Regions from separate parts of the Homo sapiens genome. Here region 1 is linked to region 2. Evidence: read pairs that join two places in POLR2A ChIA-PET (ENCODE). Cell type or tissue: A673. All regions are shown on one strand. Links, peaks and the distances in the headings refer to the core of each region. The heading gives the core; the rest is flanking DNA. Region 1 overlaps EYA4 (EYA transcriptional coactivator and phosphatase 4). Region 2 overlaps EYA4 (EYA transcriptional coactivator and phosphatase 4).

Region 1 (8,397 bases), core at 1,708-5,707, 130 kb after region 2:
TTTTATGGCGATGGGCAGGAAGCAAAAGCAAGAGGCAATCCACAGAGGAAGGAGTCTAAAAAGTTTGTCACATTTATTGGAGGGGGGATAGAAAAACTCGGCCCACCATCAGATTCAGCAAAGAAGCCTGTCCTATGATGGAGCCTTTGGGAAGAGAATAAAAGAAAATAATTTCTTGAGTGAGATAAATCAAAACTTCAGCCTTGCAGGATGTAAATTCTAAATGTTTACTGCATCTGTGGTATGGAAACCTCAAGACAAAAAAATAAAATAAAATAAAGACTGACCTAGAGGTTTGAAATCCCTAGACTCCAGGGGAATGCAAAATTGCTCCACAGAGTACAAAGGGTTCTAAGAGAGAAATCCACCAAAAGTTATAAACTACAGGCGAGGTGCGGTGGCTCATGCCTGTAATCCCAGCACATTGGGAGGCTCAGGCAGGCAGATCACTTGAGGTCAGGAGTTTGAGGCCAGCCTGGCTAACATGGCGAAACCCCTTTTCTACTAAAAATACAAAAGTTAGCTGGGCATGGTGGTGGGCACCTGTGATCCCAGCTATTCGGGAGGCTGAGGCAGGAGAATCGCCTGAACCCAGGAGGCAGAGATTGCAGTAAGCCAAGATCGTGCCACTGCACTCCAGCCTGGGCAACAGAGCACAACTCCATCTCAAAAAGAAAAAAAAAATTATAAGCTACATAAAGAAACAAAACACAGTAGAGAGTAGCCACAACAACAAATTAGGAATCTAAGAATGTGAAACTACAGAGCAATGTGGAAAAAACTAGATAGGTATACTTAAAACAGACACAAAAGAAACAGAAATAAAATTGAAAAGCCACACACGAAAAAAATATACACACAAACCTGGAAGAGAACCATAAAAATGTTTTTAAAAATATATTCACTGAATTTTTTTACAAGAAACAAACTAAACAGCAAATTAGATACATCTAAAGAAATAATTTATGAACTACAAGGTAAATCTGGTAAATCTCAAGAAGTGTGTGCCCATCCCCATAAAAGAAAATAATGACAACAAAAACAATAACAAAATCACAATTATATCTTTCCAAACAACTTTTCTATAACATTAATTTCTCAGGAATCAAGGTGTGACACCTGTGAGTCATATTCTTTATTATGGGGAGGGAGAAGTCCCAAACACAACAAAGTAAACATGAGAGTTATATAATATGGCAATAAATCTGATTCATCTAATGCCAAGTTACTGATTTGAATTGTGTCTATAGTGAATACTAATTAAGAATGTAATTAAATAAGATGCTGTTTGCTTTCCTTAAATTTGGGACACTTGAGGAAATTTTATTGATCCAGATTTTTAATTGAGGCATCCAGGAAAGTTTGAGTACCCTTTTTCCTCTCAATAAATTCCCCTGTAGCATTTGAATATAAAAATCATTCCACTGACTCTGTAACTGAATTAGAAGTAGGGCCACCTTTACCAAAAACTGCCCTTATAGCTTCTAAAAATCCAAAGACCTTTAAAAGGGCTGAAGTTGTAAGAATTCAGAAAATAATGTATCAAATACATTTGGTGTTTTGAGTCAACTCAACGTTATGCTTCCCTGCTATGTGTCCTGCTTTCACATGTATGGCAGGCTGTTAGATATTAGGAGTATGCTGTCATTCCTGTCATTCCTAATCTTTTTCTCTCAAGTTAAGTACGGTGCCCCTGGTTAACAAGACCACTTCTTCAATTTAAAAAAAAATCTTTGTTTCCCAACAGGGAATTATAAGGGAATTCAGTCAGCCACAAAAGCATAATTGCTTAGGAAATGCATTAAGTGGAAGGCAGATATAAACTAGGTCATAGTGCATCATTATTTTTAAATCACTCAATTATAAATTGACGTATTAATATAGATCAACATTAATGTATACCAAAGTATCACATTTATACCCAAATAAAAATGTAAAGGAAAACCAATTAGCTGAAATAGAAATTAATGATGATAATCTTCAAAGCAGCAAGAATGCACCTTTGAGAAAGACCCTAGGGTTCTGTTTGCTTGTTTGTTGGAGACTAAATTATTCTTCAGTAAAATTGAAGGGGGAAAAAAGACTAACGTTTAAGCTACAGGAAGATGTGGTTTGCCTGGTACTTGGATGTTCTTTGTAGAATCTACAAGTTCATCTCCCAGGGGTCCAAATGCTCTTGGACCTAAAAAGCCCCCGGGAAAGAACTCTTCCAAGGGAAGAGATGGAGAGCCATACAAGCAGAAACCAAGTCTGAGTCCTAAGTCTTGGGGCTGCAAGAAAAGAACAAGAGAACAAGCCAAAAAAGTTGCCCACTAAACTCTCTATAGAAGGGGAGGAGGGCAGGTGTCATCACTACGTACTCTGAAGTCTCTGTTACAGGGTACTGGACTGAGGGAAGTTGCTAGACACTTTCCTCATTTCAAATTACTTGTAACCCCAGCAGTTCGATCAAAAAATATAACTCCGCAAGCTGATGGAAAGAAACGAATTTGGTGAAGAAAGCGCGGGAAAATACTGGTTAAACTAGTAAGAAAAAGATCGCAATAAAAAAGAATTTAAAGCGTGAGAACTGAAATCAGGAAGATGGCAGAATGAGAAGCAGAATAATTTGCCCCCTCTCTCTTGACTGAACCAAATGTAAAGACATCAGGTGGTAGAGATGTGGATACTAGTCCTTACAGTACTCTCTAAGAGTGCTATGGTTTTTCCTCGTCCCCACTCTATGCCCCAGGCATCTCCTCCAGGGCTTCAGCCAAGTTCTTGTTCAAGCACTTGAACAAACTAGATTCACTCCTGAATTAGCTTCAGGTGCTGCCCATAGACACTGCTATGGCCCACACTTGGACAATCCAGCTTGGTTTTCTTAATGTCTTAATTTCTTTTTCATGATCGTGAAAAAAATGCAATGAGTTTCTTTGAAGAAATATCTAAGATATATAAATTCAGAATATTCATAGTCCCTAAATCAAGACTGTATCATACAAAAACACCGATTCTTTTAAAATGCATGAATGAGTGAATGAGTGCATAAATAGTCAATAGTGCATAAATGCATGCATGAATGAATGAATGAGAGCATAAATAAGCAAATAAGGAAATATACTTCTAAAGCACATGTCAGGAAATGGATAAATTACGTTTCATGAAGTTTCAGATTGAATCAGGCAAACAGAATTGTAGATTTCTATGTCTGCCATGACTCAGTGTATAGCTTTGGGAAAACCTTGTAATTTCTCCATACTTCAGTTTCTCACCCTATAAAAGGAGTATATTGCTTGAAATTTAATTCCCTCACAGCAGTGAGAGTTTTGATTCAACGTTTATAAAACGTTTTTTAGCTTCCCTGATTAATAGGCAAAATACTGTGGTAGTTTGTATAATACATTTTCCAAAAAGGATAAAGGTAACTGGTCGAATCTGATGTAAAATAATACTTTACTCAAGAAATAAATATCAGTCATATTTATTACCTCTCCATTTCATTTGCTAAGTAATAAAAATTACTTCTAACAGAAAAGTATCAAATTAATATTCAAGCCAGTTGAAGTGTTATCATCACAGGCCTCACCTACGTTGGGGGAAGGAGAGTTGTTTTGTTTTTCCAGGCTACCCCACATGTTTATATGGTAAAGTCAGGAATGTTGGGCACAGTTTTGAAGGCCTCTAGCGTATTCATTGGTTTCTGGCATTCTAATGCACTCTACTCTTATAACCATAAAAGTACTCTTGAGTGCTTCTGGAAATATATAACAAATCCTTAATCAATTTAAGAGTGTTTTAACTGCATACATGAAATTTCTTGGGAGGAAAATATTAGCTATTCTACACACATACAGTACTTAAGTTAGCAAGAGAGTTCCTTCTGAAAGGCACAAAGCAGCTTCCCCATAGTAATATAATTTTCAGTTTTATATGTGTAAGTCCTATTGAATCCCTTAGAATAACAGGAAATTCTGCAGGAAAAAAAACCCCACAAAAATTGATAGCCATATTTATTCAATGCAAGAGGAATACATTAGCTATTCTGAGTTGGACTACTTTTTAAAGGCACTAGATAACCATTGAAGATTAATCAAAATCTTAACCAAAAACTACAAGAACTGAATATTCTGGAGACAGAATTTTCTACATATAAAAATCGAACAACAAAATCAACTGATTAATATACTTCATTTTAAAACTGTATCTATCAGATTACTTTAGCCAGCATTTGAGTAGCAATTTTCTGGATTTTGATGCATTAACTTTTATTTCCACATTAAACAGATTATAATAAGTAACAGATTTATAAATTAGTCATTGATATGACACAACTGATATTGTGACATGTATAATAATATTTATCAACACATTTATAATGGAGTAATGTCATTTATTACTTATACAATGTCTATACCTTTCATCTCTATGTTAAAAAGCTATCGTAATATATGTAAGGTGCTTAGAACTGTGCCTGGCACAGAGTAGGCTCTTACTAGAATAACAATATATCATTCCTCATAAGTTCTCACCAATCACATGAGAGTTAGAACCATTTCTCCTAATAATTCTGGTAAATATTTGATGGTACTAAGTAAAAAAAAATGTAGTGAATATAATATTACTGATTTATTTCTTCCTAACATTTGGGCTTACGAACCATAAGTAAATATAATATGCATTCATAAAAATGAATACTAAATATTCTTAAGTGAGAAACTAATTATATAAATTATATGTATATATTAAATATATATCGTTAATAGAATTATTTATCCTAATCATAGTGGAGTATTCCGATTACTATATGAGTTTCAAGGAATTTACTACTATAACCATTTTTCTTAACCAGAGCACAAATAATTACAAGGTTCAATTAAGTTGAAATTTTTGCACCTGGTTTTTGTGAGAAAGATGAGAATATTACCTTAAAGATGCAAGATTCATAAATCTTTTTAAAAAGCATTTTGGTATTTTCTATGGAAAATGCACATACATATTTATCTATTAATATTGCATCTAGAGTTTTATCTACAGATATTTTTGGCAGATGTACGAAGAGACATAAAAATCATCAGTGCAACATACTTAGTAATAGTAAAAATATGGAAGCAATGTAAACATACACCAAGAGGGGAACAGTGAAATTATGAAATATCTGCATACATTAAATAGAAGCACCCAAAACTATATGTACTGATGTGGAAAAATATTCAAGATTCAGCAGATCAAAAGCAAGTTTTAAGGAAATCAATGATCCTATTGGAGTTAAAAATGTAAAATGAAAATAAATTACATCCTCACATAGTTATTACATTTACACATATATAGAAAAAAAAATGCCTGAAAAGATGCACATCTAAGTATAACAACTTATCCTGATTTGCAGAGAATAAGAATGAGTAAATCCACTTTTTACTTTAAATATATCCGTATTTTTAAAACTTTTTAAGAAAGTATAACATATGCACAGTAAAATAAAATACATAAATCAAAAGTTGATCACTGATGAATTTTTATTGAATAAACACTTTCACATGACCAGCAACCAAACCAAGATAAAAGACATAATCAGCATTCCAAAGCCTCTCTCTTGCTCCCTCTGGTCATTCCTCTCAAAAGTAACCTCTATCATCTCTGTTTTAATATGTTATACAAAGTATGACTTATTTGTATTTTTTAAGTAACAGATTAAAAAAAAAAACTTGCTTTAGCAGCATGAATTTCCTTCTCTGAATATCAAATACACTCAGCATTTTATTCCAAGATATCAATTCAAACTATAACCTGAGCTTTTATAGTGGGCCAGGCACTGAACCAAATGTCTTTCCTGCATGAATTCAATTATTCCTTACAACTCCATGAGGCGAGTACTGTTATTATTCCCCATGTACACATGCTGGAACTATGGCTTACAGCCACTCAGAAAATTACATGACCAAAGTCACATCGCTGATGAGTGGCAGAGCCTGGATACACACAAAGGTAGTCTGATTCCAGCATTCTCAACTCCTCATCAGAAACAAACAAATAAAAATAAAGTGGTAAGATGTAGAGTTGGGAGCATGAAGTGTCCCCAGCATGAAGTTCTCTTTTTCTGTTTTGTTCTGAGTAAATGACTTAAGGTCTTAAGGTCACATAATACAACATCTCATCTGCAAAATGGAAGGGTTAGGCTAGATCTCTCTTCTGATCTGATCATCTGACGCTGATAAATAAAGTGACCCACTGAAACACAGAGCAAATATGCTTTGTCATGATGTAGTGCAATCATGTACTGCACTATGCTAAAAAATGACTCATACAAGAAAATAAAACCACAATTTTTGAAACTATTGGAAACAATAATCTTAATTTAATGTTATTTCTGGACATAGGAAGACTTTCCCCCCTAAATAAGCAAATTGGTGGTTTTTGAAGGGTCTTGCTCATCTTTGTATGGAAAATGCCTAAAAACAAACCACTAAAAACTAAACAAAATTTTTTTACTTCCTCAATTGTGCCTGAAAAAAAAGATGTAATTTCCCTCAGCAAAAGGCCACGTATATTTTTAATAGATACATCTGGGATTTTTGGTCCTCACATTTTGAAACACTGACACAAACAAATACAGAACATGCTTTCTCTCAAATGAAATCTATAATTCTGAGGGTTAAAAATTCTTCAAAATAACATGAAATCGATCTTAGCAGAAGGCAACCAAAGAGATCAAGGTCTGTTTCTGGAGAAAACTAGAATTATGAAGACCATAAACCTCAACGAGAAATCTGTCTTTTAAATGTCAGTTTATTGAAAATACCAATGTACGCCGGACATACCTGTTTTTCCACTAGAAAATCAGTAATACTTTGGTACAAATGAGGCTTTAAATAAGTTGGAGTAGAAAATAACCAATAAACCAGCTTTCATGACCACAAGCAAAAGAGAACCAGTTTTCCAAAAAGTTAACAGGATTCATCCTTTGCAGATGTCTGGTTTGGGACCTAATGCCCTTTAAAGATATGCATGGAATAGTGCAGTCACTTAATTTCCATTAACATCTCCAGGTGTTGAGGTTACGGAGGGAAAAAGATATGATCTCTCCCCTCTGTGAGTTCATAGTCTCTCTAGAAGACAGACACATACAATGAGCCCCAACACAATCTGCTGTTATATTAACAGTCCAAAAAAAGTGCTATGGTATTACACAGAGAAAAGAACTAATTCTGCCTGAGCCTTAAGGAAGGCTTCACAGAGGAGGTGACATTTGAGCTAAGCCTTGAAAGATGAGTAGATTATTATTATTATTATTATTTTGTCCAGGTAGGCAGCAAAAGAGCACTAGGCAAGTAGGTTAAGGGAGTTGGGGCCATGGAGGATAAGGGTGGTGAGAATATGCCAGGGAGAAAAAAGGAAGTGACTGACGGCATTATAAGAAATAAAATGTTCATAAGTAAGTCTTACCACATTAGGACCCACTATACAAAGAATCAACCTGAGAAAGGAGATATGTGACTTGAATACTCTGTGGGGTTCCTTGATTTATGAACCCAGGAAGTGCTCATTTGGAAAAATAGAACCTCTGGGTTTTTGGCCGTTCTCCAGTAACTAAAGGGCTACTAGGCTTCCCGTTCAATATCTGGCATAAAGTGCCTGGATGGACCTGTGGTTCGCTGTGCCTTCTTTGGACTTCCTGTCCATGAATGAAGCAGAACTCTCCTCCACTATCTGTGATTTAAACCCCTGTCTCAAATTCTCCGCAACACTCCCCGAGAACGGCCTCCACCTGTCATTGGGTTGCCCAGCACCCACTTTATCTCTCTGCTAACAAGGAGCTATGCAGGGTCCTTCTCCACCTAGGAAACAGAAAAATATTTTGGTCAAACACAGTATGCTGTATTTGCAGCCCTTTGCCACCTAAGCACACATTTCAAAATTAAAGCACAAATCAAAGGAAGTGAGAGAGAGAGAGTGAGTGTGTGTGTGTGTGTGTGTGTGTGTGTGTGTGTGTGTGTGTGTGTGTTTTCAAGTACCTCTACCCTGCCTACTTAGGCATCAATTAGTAAATGATGTGAAATCTCCAGGTTAGTCTGACTGCTTCCATGATTATCTACCTAATACAATTAAAGTACAACCACTAAATTAGACAATGCATAAGTGTGGAATTTCAAGTATCTTTGCAATTTCTAATAAGATAAAAATTATCTACTGTTTAGAACTCTTAAGAAAATTAGTCTAATCATATATTTATAATATTAATGTTTCATATTTCAGAATAATTTTGAAATTCAACCCAAAACTCATATGGGAAAAGTTATCCTCTCTCACTTTATGTGAACATTATTGTTCCCATTTTGTTCAAGTGATTTTTGAAATGTGTTTCATATATGCTTAAATTATGTAAGGGTGGTGCCCAAACAACAGTCAAATTTACTTACA
Region 2 (8,397 bases), core at 1,571-5,570:
GCACGCAACACCACGCCTGGCTAATTTTTTGTATTTTTAGTAGAGATGGGGTTTCACCATGTTGGCCAGGCTGGTCTCAAACTCCTGAATTCAAATAATCTGCCTGCCTTGGCCTCCCAAAGTGCTGGGATTACAGGCGGGAGCCACCACAGCCCAAACTTAGAGGTCTTCCTTAGATTTGATCTTATTTACAGATGACATTTAAACCTTCTTATATGGCATACGGTAGTGCGACTAGTGTAGGTAAAGACTTGAAGAACTTGCCACTTCTCTCCCCAAAATATAAAAACTAGCTCCTCATTCATTCATTCACCAATTCCTATTATAAATATTTATTGCACTCCTACTATGTGCCACACACTGTGCTAGGTACCTGACCTGGATTGGAGAAAAAAAAAAAAAAATCCCTAAGTGATCCAGATGCTTGAGTTGCTCATGTTAGCATGAAAAAGGAATAATTCTAGATAACCTCATCTATCCAGAACCTTCAAGGAATTTGGTCATTATGGTTTAGTCAAATATTGTGTGTTGCTGAGCTGTGGTTATTTTAAGCAATAGCATATTTTAAATGGGATCATTTTGTAAATAAATAATTCTAAAATATTTTAATGGGATCATTTTGTATATAAATAATTCTAAAATGTTATGATGTTAAATGTAATTTAACTTTTACTGAGAAAATCAGGGTGACCAACACTAGTGAGAATCATCACACAGTACTAAGGCATATCAATGTCCTCAGGGATTACTAAAGCATACTGGGCTTCCAGTGTTCATGCCAAAATATCTCATGTGACTAAGCATTTTGCATTCTTACATTTATGCTTCGCTATTTTTGTCTTTTTGTCATTAGACTGTCACTTGTCAATACTATCACTATGCCTACTTGTAATAAGAGCAGTCATTTAAATTCACATAATACAGTGGCAGGTACTTTGTTAAACATTTTCGATATATTCCTTCACTTAGAATTTAAAACTGTGCATTCAGTAAGACAAAACATTCTGAGACAACATCTCAGAGATACCTCTATGAAGCCTAGATTTGTCATAGGCTTTTTTTTTTCTCTCTGTAATTCTCAAATATGTCTGTATGGGTGAGGTTTGCTAGACAATTGAGTTTGCCATCAAGTCTGTGGAGCCTTGGAAATTAATTATAACTAAAGCAAAAGTATTTTTTAAATACAAGCTTATAAAGGTGCCGCTGTTGAACTAAAGATACCTGTATTATTTGGCTCTTACTACCCAAGCAAGACAAGTATTTGTTTGATATAACTTTTTCTAGAATTTTAAGAGTGGATTAAATCATTCGATGACCAAAAAAAAAAAAAAAAAAAAAAAAAAAAAAAAAACACAAGCTTATATATACATTTTTCCAACTATTCTTATGTTGGAGATTCTCTCATTGGAAATGTAAATATTTAGAAAAAGTAGAGCTTAATTTTAGCTACATGAATTTTAGGAATATAAAGACAGTTATTTGGCACAGTAAGCATGCCTGAAAGACTTCAAGTATCAGGTGATAGAAATTCATAAACACGTGAACAAAGAACCCATTCATCCATTGGCTTATTGAAAACCAAATGAGAATACTGTGTAGGTTGCTAAGACAACTGAAATGTGATGATTAAATGTAAGATAATAAGCAGAATCTCTGTACCTTTACAAATCAAAATTTTGGAATCTCTATTAAGCCCTCATCTATATTTAAGACTGAAACTTTAAGAACACTACTTTAGAAAAAGCCTTAAGACTTCGAGTTCCACTGGTGAAGAATCTTGAAGCCTTCTGATCAGGAGAGAGCCCTAGTCTTAGAAGATGTGTGTGGTGTGGCAGAGAGAGGTGTTCCTGGTTGGGGATCAGCCCCATCTTGTAGCAGTGACAAAAGAGGCAATTAGTCCAAGACATTTATTTGAAAATGGTTTATTGAAATTACAAGTAAATATTTCCAAAATGTGGAAAAGACTAGAAATAGTAGCTTTTTCTAGAATATTGCTATTTCAAATTTTGAACTCTGGGCTCACTCTATTCTAGCCACACTGTCCTTCCCTCTTCTGTCACCTGAACATGCCACGCAGGCTTTTACTGAAGGGAGTGTACTTCCACCAGCTCTCTGCTTGGCTCACTCATTCATTTCCTTCAAGTTTGCTAAAATATCACCCAATTTAAAACCACAACCATTCCCCTCCGCAATGTTCCTGATCCTCCCTATTTTATTTAATTGGTGGTTATGTATTACCTTCTAACATACTCCTTTACCATGTATGCTCTTGTTTTGTTTACTGACGTATCTCAAGCATTTGGTGCCTGACCCATAGTAGATGCTCAATAAATAGTACCTTTAAGGGGGAGAATAAGCATTTAATTGAACTACTGAGAGGAAAACCACTATATCCCCCTTTCTATTACCATCTAGAGTTGGCCAAGCATGAAGTGGACCACAAAAGCTTCTATGTTTCTACTCACACTGAGTCTAGAATTTCTGCACTACAGATGCTCTAAGTGCAAAATAAGGATTTAAGATGCTTAATAACCCCTAAGCAATCTTGGAGAATACTCAGAGATGGTTGTTGCCCTCAATCGACAACATTCTAATTACCCCTGTGATGCAAAGCAGAGTCTTGTCCTAGCTCCTTAGGTCTTCTGGATAGAAGTCACTGCACAAATGCTGCTTTACATGAGGAATTACTCTGACCAAATTAACTCAAGCAGCTAACAGTCTCCAGAACGAGTTTTGTACTGTTAACCACAAAGATTTCTGAGCTCAGTTTACTGTAGGAGAGGCTGACCAGGAACACAGCCATTTTCTGGAATTAATCACTAATACATGTGGCGAAGACAGGCATTTTCTCATCTCTAAAGAACAATGCAAGCTGTCAGAAAGAAGAGGCCAGATCCTTCCCCCTGCCACCATGCCTATTTCAAGCCAAATCTATTATTTCAGGCTTTATATGCATGTATTTGTTCTTAAATCAAAAGAAATAAGTATCCACTGTAGAAAATTTGGAAAATGTGTTTAAGCTATGAAAAAAATAGTGTGTAATGCCGCCCCAAAATAACCACAATTTGCTAAGTGTCTCTCCAGCCTTTTATGTAAGTTTCATAGCTGGTCTCCCTGCCTCCAAGCACCTGAGTCACGGTTGATCTGTCATCACCAGTACAATTTTAATTATATCATTACCTGATCAGAAATCCATTGGTGAGCTCTCAATACCTGTAAGAGAGCTTGCCAAGTTTTAAATCTGGGCTCTAGGTTATTGATTGCTGACTGTCTTTCTGCAGGTATGTTTGAACATTGTTTTTTTTTTTAAAGAGCTAAAACCTAGACACTAATCTTGGCAAAATTGAGGGCATTAGTCAGACAATTATCTAACAACTACACACAGGAAATGGAGAAAGCAATTTGCATTTGAATTGGTATTTGAGAGCCGAAGAGAAGACTGGGTCCCTTGAATAGGAACTGGTCAGCTTGGGGATGGGTATAGGGAGGCCAAAAATTGGTACAAGAGTTTACATAAAGAGGGGAACTGAGTTCCTCTTACTTTGCAGTTTCGCTGCCACTCCACTTAAAGGTCTGTCTCCAGCAATCTCTACTTTCAGATCACGGTTTGTAGATGCCTGACCTATGAAATCAAGCTCTAAGTCTCTATAGTAGTAAAATGAATAGCCATTGAGTTGTCTCTAATTAGGAAAGGGGGGAGTGCATTTTCAATTTCCTTGATATATGCTAGTTTATATAGGCTGGATTATAAAGTGAAGGATGAGGGAGGGGTAGGTGCTGGATAAAACTGGCAGGTTAAAAATGTCCTGGGAAGGGAAGGAGTAGAAAGTAGAGGGCACTTGTGGGTTATCTACCCTCAACCTTTGCTTGAAAGCTCCTCACAACCCAATTCATAGGCTCCCAGAGGTGGCTCCTGAAAGCCACATTTCTGTTTTGTGACCCTGACTCTCTGAAAACATTCCCGTCCCTAGAAATCTGGAACTGAGATAATGAAAAAGAGAGGAATCTATTATCTAGGTGGCTAAAGAAGTCAAATGTATAAAATCAGGAGCAGTGTCACATGGGCATTTTCCTCTTGTTGTGTGGCCTGGAGAAAAACAAAGCTGGTCAGCCAGAGAGATAAAGACACAGAACGGTGAAGCAAAGGGGACAGAGATGAATAAGAGATGAACAGGGAGATAATCTGTGTCTCCCATACCTTCTGAAATTCAGCAAGCCCTCTTTTCCCGAGTTAAGAAATTAATCCTTTGCTTAGGTGCATGCCTGTAATCCCAGCTACTCAGGAGGCTGAAGCAGGAGAATCGCTTGAACCTGGGAGGTGGAGGTTGTGGTGAGCCAAGATCATGCCATTGCACTCCAGCCCTCCAGCCTGGGCAACAAGAGCGAAACTCCATCTCAAAAAAAAAAAAAAAACAAAAACAAAACCCAAAAAATAATAGATACTAAAACTTCCTTTTTCTGCTTCAACTGGCTGACAACAGTAGCTGCAACCAATAAGAGTCCTAACTAAAACAACTAGCAAGCTAAACCAGCCACAAGCTGTGCTAACCTACCCTAACTTTCTAATCTCATCTACTATTTCTTCACATGGATCAAGTGGGACTATCCAAAAACCATACCTTTCAATTTCAGCTCCTGGGTTTTTTGGTTTGTTTGTTTGTTTGTTTGTACCTCACTGTGAGTTCTCTTTCCTTCATTTCTTCAAAATTTATCTATTCTTTGACATTCAGCTATAGCCCCCCAATCTTCTATGAAGCCCTTCCTAACCACACTAACCCCCAGTGCTCAAACTGCACTCTGGTGCTCTTATTCTCCTCTATCCCTCTAATGAAATGATTTCATCTGTAGAACTTACCAGATAAGTATTACCTAAAAATAGATGCCCTTGGGTGGCCACAGAGTTCACACATACATGATTTTACTCTATGATACATGTAGGAAATGGAGACAGCAGGGGAGATGGAAAACATTACCTATGTAACTGGTATATATTTTTTCCTAGAATGTTTTGGGACTAATGTTAGAGCCATGCACTGCTATGTCAGTTTGGAACGATAGGTAGAATACAAAATGAGACTCAAGCAACATTTAACAGAGTAAAATAAGGGAAATAGGGCCAGGTGCAGTGGCTCACGCCTGTAATCCCAGCACTTTAGGAGGCCAAGGCGGGCAGATGACTTGAGGTCAGGAGTTTGAGACCAGCCTGGCCAGGATGACAAAACCCCACCTCAACTAAAGATACAAAAAGTAGGCGGGTGTGGTGGCGGGGGCGCCTGTAGTCCCAGCTACTCAAGAGGCTGAGGCAGGAGAATCGCTCAAACCTAGGAGGTGGAGGATACAGTGAGCCGAGATTCTGCCACCGCACTCCAGTCTGGGTGACACAGCGAAAGTCTGTCTCAAAAAATAAAAATAAAAATAAGAGAACTAGGAGAGTGGACAACAGGTAGCCCAGAAAACCCCTGACCTTTTGTGGGCAGTAATTAGGCACAAAAAGTATATTTTCACATTTTTACTTCCTGCACATATAAACTTTTAAGGTTATTTGCTCATGCTTCTGTATATACTCTGTCTACTGAATACTGCCTGATCAATTGACCAACACGGCAACACCATATGGAAAGTGTCATTAAGAAAGGCTCTCTGACAGTCTTGGCAGAACAGAAAGGCAGGGTCTAGACCCTGTAAGCCATGTGAAGACCTACTGCATTCATTCAGAGGTGAGGTGGCAAGATTCTGAACTTTCATAGTGGCAGTGAGGTGAGGCAGGATAAAGAGATTCAAAAAGCACGGCAGAGGAAAATTCAAAAAACATGGTTTCATAGAAAATTGGGGGGGCTATAGCTGAATGTCAACTTGATGACCAGCAGGATTAGGAAAGGGAGCAAGAAGTCAAAGATTGCTTAAAAGTTCTGAGACAGGACAACTGAGAGAATTATTTATCACTAGAAAGGAAAGACCCTGGGGAAAGAAGTGTAATTACAATTTTTCACAAGTGGAGCTGAGATGGCAGAGAGAAATCCCTAACTAAATTACACTAGGGATTTGTGGTTAAAAGAGATATTCCAGGAGCAATTGCAAGCCAGATTTGTGTATTTGGAAGTTATTCATTCATTTAACAGATATGTACTGGGGACCTGCTATGTGCTAGGCCCTGTGCTGTATACTAATGAGGCAATGGTGAACAAAGGCAGATATGAACTCTAACCTTGTAGAGCTTATAGTCTGGTGAACTGAGGAGGCATCTACCACATGCAGAATCTCTGAAGGAGAAGAACATGGTACCCTGTGGCCTTATGACAGTGGGGCTGGACTAGTTGGCTGGATAGGGAAGGCTTCCTTAAAGCACTGAGCTTCTTCAGGAGTTTGGCAGCCACTCCACTTAAAGGTCTGTCCCTAGCAATCTCTCCTTTCATATCACAGTTTGTAGATGCCTGACCTATGAAATCAAGCTCTAAGTCTCTATACTAGTGAAATGAATAACCATTAAGTTGTCTCTAATTAGAGAAGGGGAGAGTGCTGCAACGGGCGCAAAACATCTGGAAGATGATTTGAAATGATGTAGGTAAGCAAAGGTGGGAGGGGAAAGGAGAAACTGAAAGGGAAGGAGAGTCCCAGCCTCTGTGGAGAGAGGCAAGTAGCAGTGGTGAATGCAGACCTCCTAACAAGCAGCAGCTCATGCACACCGAGCAGAAGCAGAAGGACGTGGGCGGAGCATGCTAGGCACTGTGGGCCACATCAAGAGTTGTAAACAGAGATTATACATGAAAAAGTATGAAATGAAAGAAAAGCAAAAGCATCAAGAATAAAACCTAGGGAGCTGAAGACAGTGAGGCAAAGGTTAAATAAACACGGTATGAATGAAGAAATGCCACTGTGAGGCCCTTCCTCCTTTTGGTTGTAGCCTATTCCTTTTCCTTAATGGGTTTTAGGATGAGTCTTCTTCAATTTAAACACATAATAAGCAACTATTCTCTGAGTAACAATGAGAAGGGACATGTACTATATTATTCTCATTTGCCCATTCATTTAATCTTAGAAAATGATGAACTCTACAGGGGAAGTGCAGAAAGAAATCAAAAAGTGTACAAAAATAACACTCAGCTACACTGGCCAATAAAGATAAGTTACCAGGAGTTCCCAATGAGCTACTGGAAGGGTCGATTGGGCACATATGTGATAAGACATTTAGGAAACAATAGTCTATGTTTTGAGACTTTTTTTTTTTTTTTGAGACCGAGTCTCACTCTGTTGCCCAGGCTGGAGTGCAGTGGCATGATTACGGCTCACTGCAACCTCCGCCCCCCAGGTTCAAGCGATTCTCGTGCCTCAGCCTCCCAAGTAGCTGGGATTACAGGTGCCCACCACTATGCCCTACTAATTTTTGTATTTTTAGTAGAGACGGGGTCTCACCATGTTGGCCAGGCTGGTCTCGAACTCCCAACCTCAGATGATCCACCCGCCTCAGCCTCCCAAAGTGCTGGGTTTATAGGGTGAGCCACTGTGCCCGGCCGAGACTGTTTTTTAAAGCTGCAATTATCACTGAAATAAGTGATTTGGCAAACACCACAGACAATTATCTGAGGAAATCAGCACAGATGCCACCATGAACAAAGGATCAAGATAGGTCAGCTATCAAAGACACAATTAACAGCAAAACAGAGGACATCATTCACCCTCATTCACAGCCCCATCTGCATCCATATCTGCAGGAATCTGTCAGCACACCCCAGAAAAGGTAAAACAAATTCTGAAAATCTCCAGTAAATGCCAGCCAAAAATGATGAAAAGACTAGAGAAGCATCCACATGAGGCCAGACTTTGAAACAAGACAAAACACTTTCCAAATTGGGAAGAAAAAGATTAAGCTATAATATGACTCAGGTTAAATAAATGACATGAGAATTAAATCACACTCTTAGAATATTTAACTATTAGAATATCTATCATTTTCAGGGGAAGTATGCCTTATAATTTGAAAGAGGTGTTTTTTAATAATTAAAGGAATTAATTATTACTTTGCATTGTGATTAGTAATTTCCTGGGTTCATTAGTCAAAAAGATAATATATGATAATATAATTAAGTCCAAGAAATGGTTACCCAATTCTGTGGTCTGTACAACCAGATCATGTTATTGAGAGAATTTAAGGTATTTAGAACTATATTCCAACCTTCCAGGTTTGAGAAAAACATAAACTGGCAGTAATGATTTTTGGTACTTCTTGGAGACAGAATATTGGGCTAGATGGACCTCTGATTTGACACAGTGAAATGCTATGCATGTTTCACAAAGGAGCCCTCAGCTTTCCCTGCTTTGAAAACAATACAGCATTTAATTTTGAGACAGGCAATTATATGCAGATAAACATTTCAGTCTTCCGGAAGTACTGCAATAATT

Evidence for each region. Peaks named below come from ENCODE experiments on the same cell type or tissue, not always from the same donor. Only the 100,000 strongest peaks of a DNase experiment are listed, where the experiment ranks them.
Region 1: POLR2A ChIA-PET joins it to region 2 with 5 read pairs; 2 of 35 experiments call an interaction of 5 or more read pairs at or near these places.

What each region holds. Positions count from the first base shown.
Region 1 is chr6:133,252,527-133,260,923 of GRCh38, reverse strand. All of the region lies in intron 1 of EYA4 (EYA transcriptional coactivator and phosphatase 4), which reads right to left. LOC124901231 (serine/arginine repetitive matrix protein 1-like) reads left to right here and starts at 7,330. Exons shown (of 3, transcript XM_047419612.1): 1 at 7,330-7,411. The coding sequence starts at 7,330. In A673, for the core only: no CTCF peak of the experiment used is centred there; no DNase peak of the experiment used is centred there.
Region 2 is chr6:133,387,239-133,395,635 of GRCh38, reverse strand. All of the region lies in intron 3 of EYA4 (EYA transcriptional coactivator and phosphatase 4), which reads right to left. Among named protein-coding and RNA genes, the nearest start is that of EYA4-AS2, 65 kb to the left of the region's middle. In A673, for the core only: no CTCF peak of the experiment used is centred there; a DNase peak (open chromatin) is centred at 3,395; H3K27ac peaks cover 426 bases.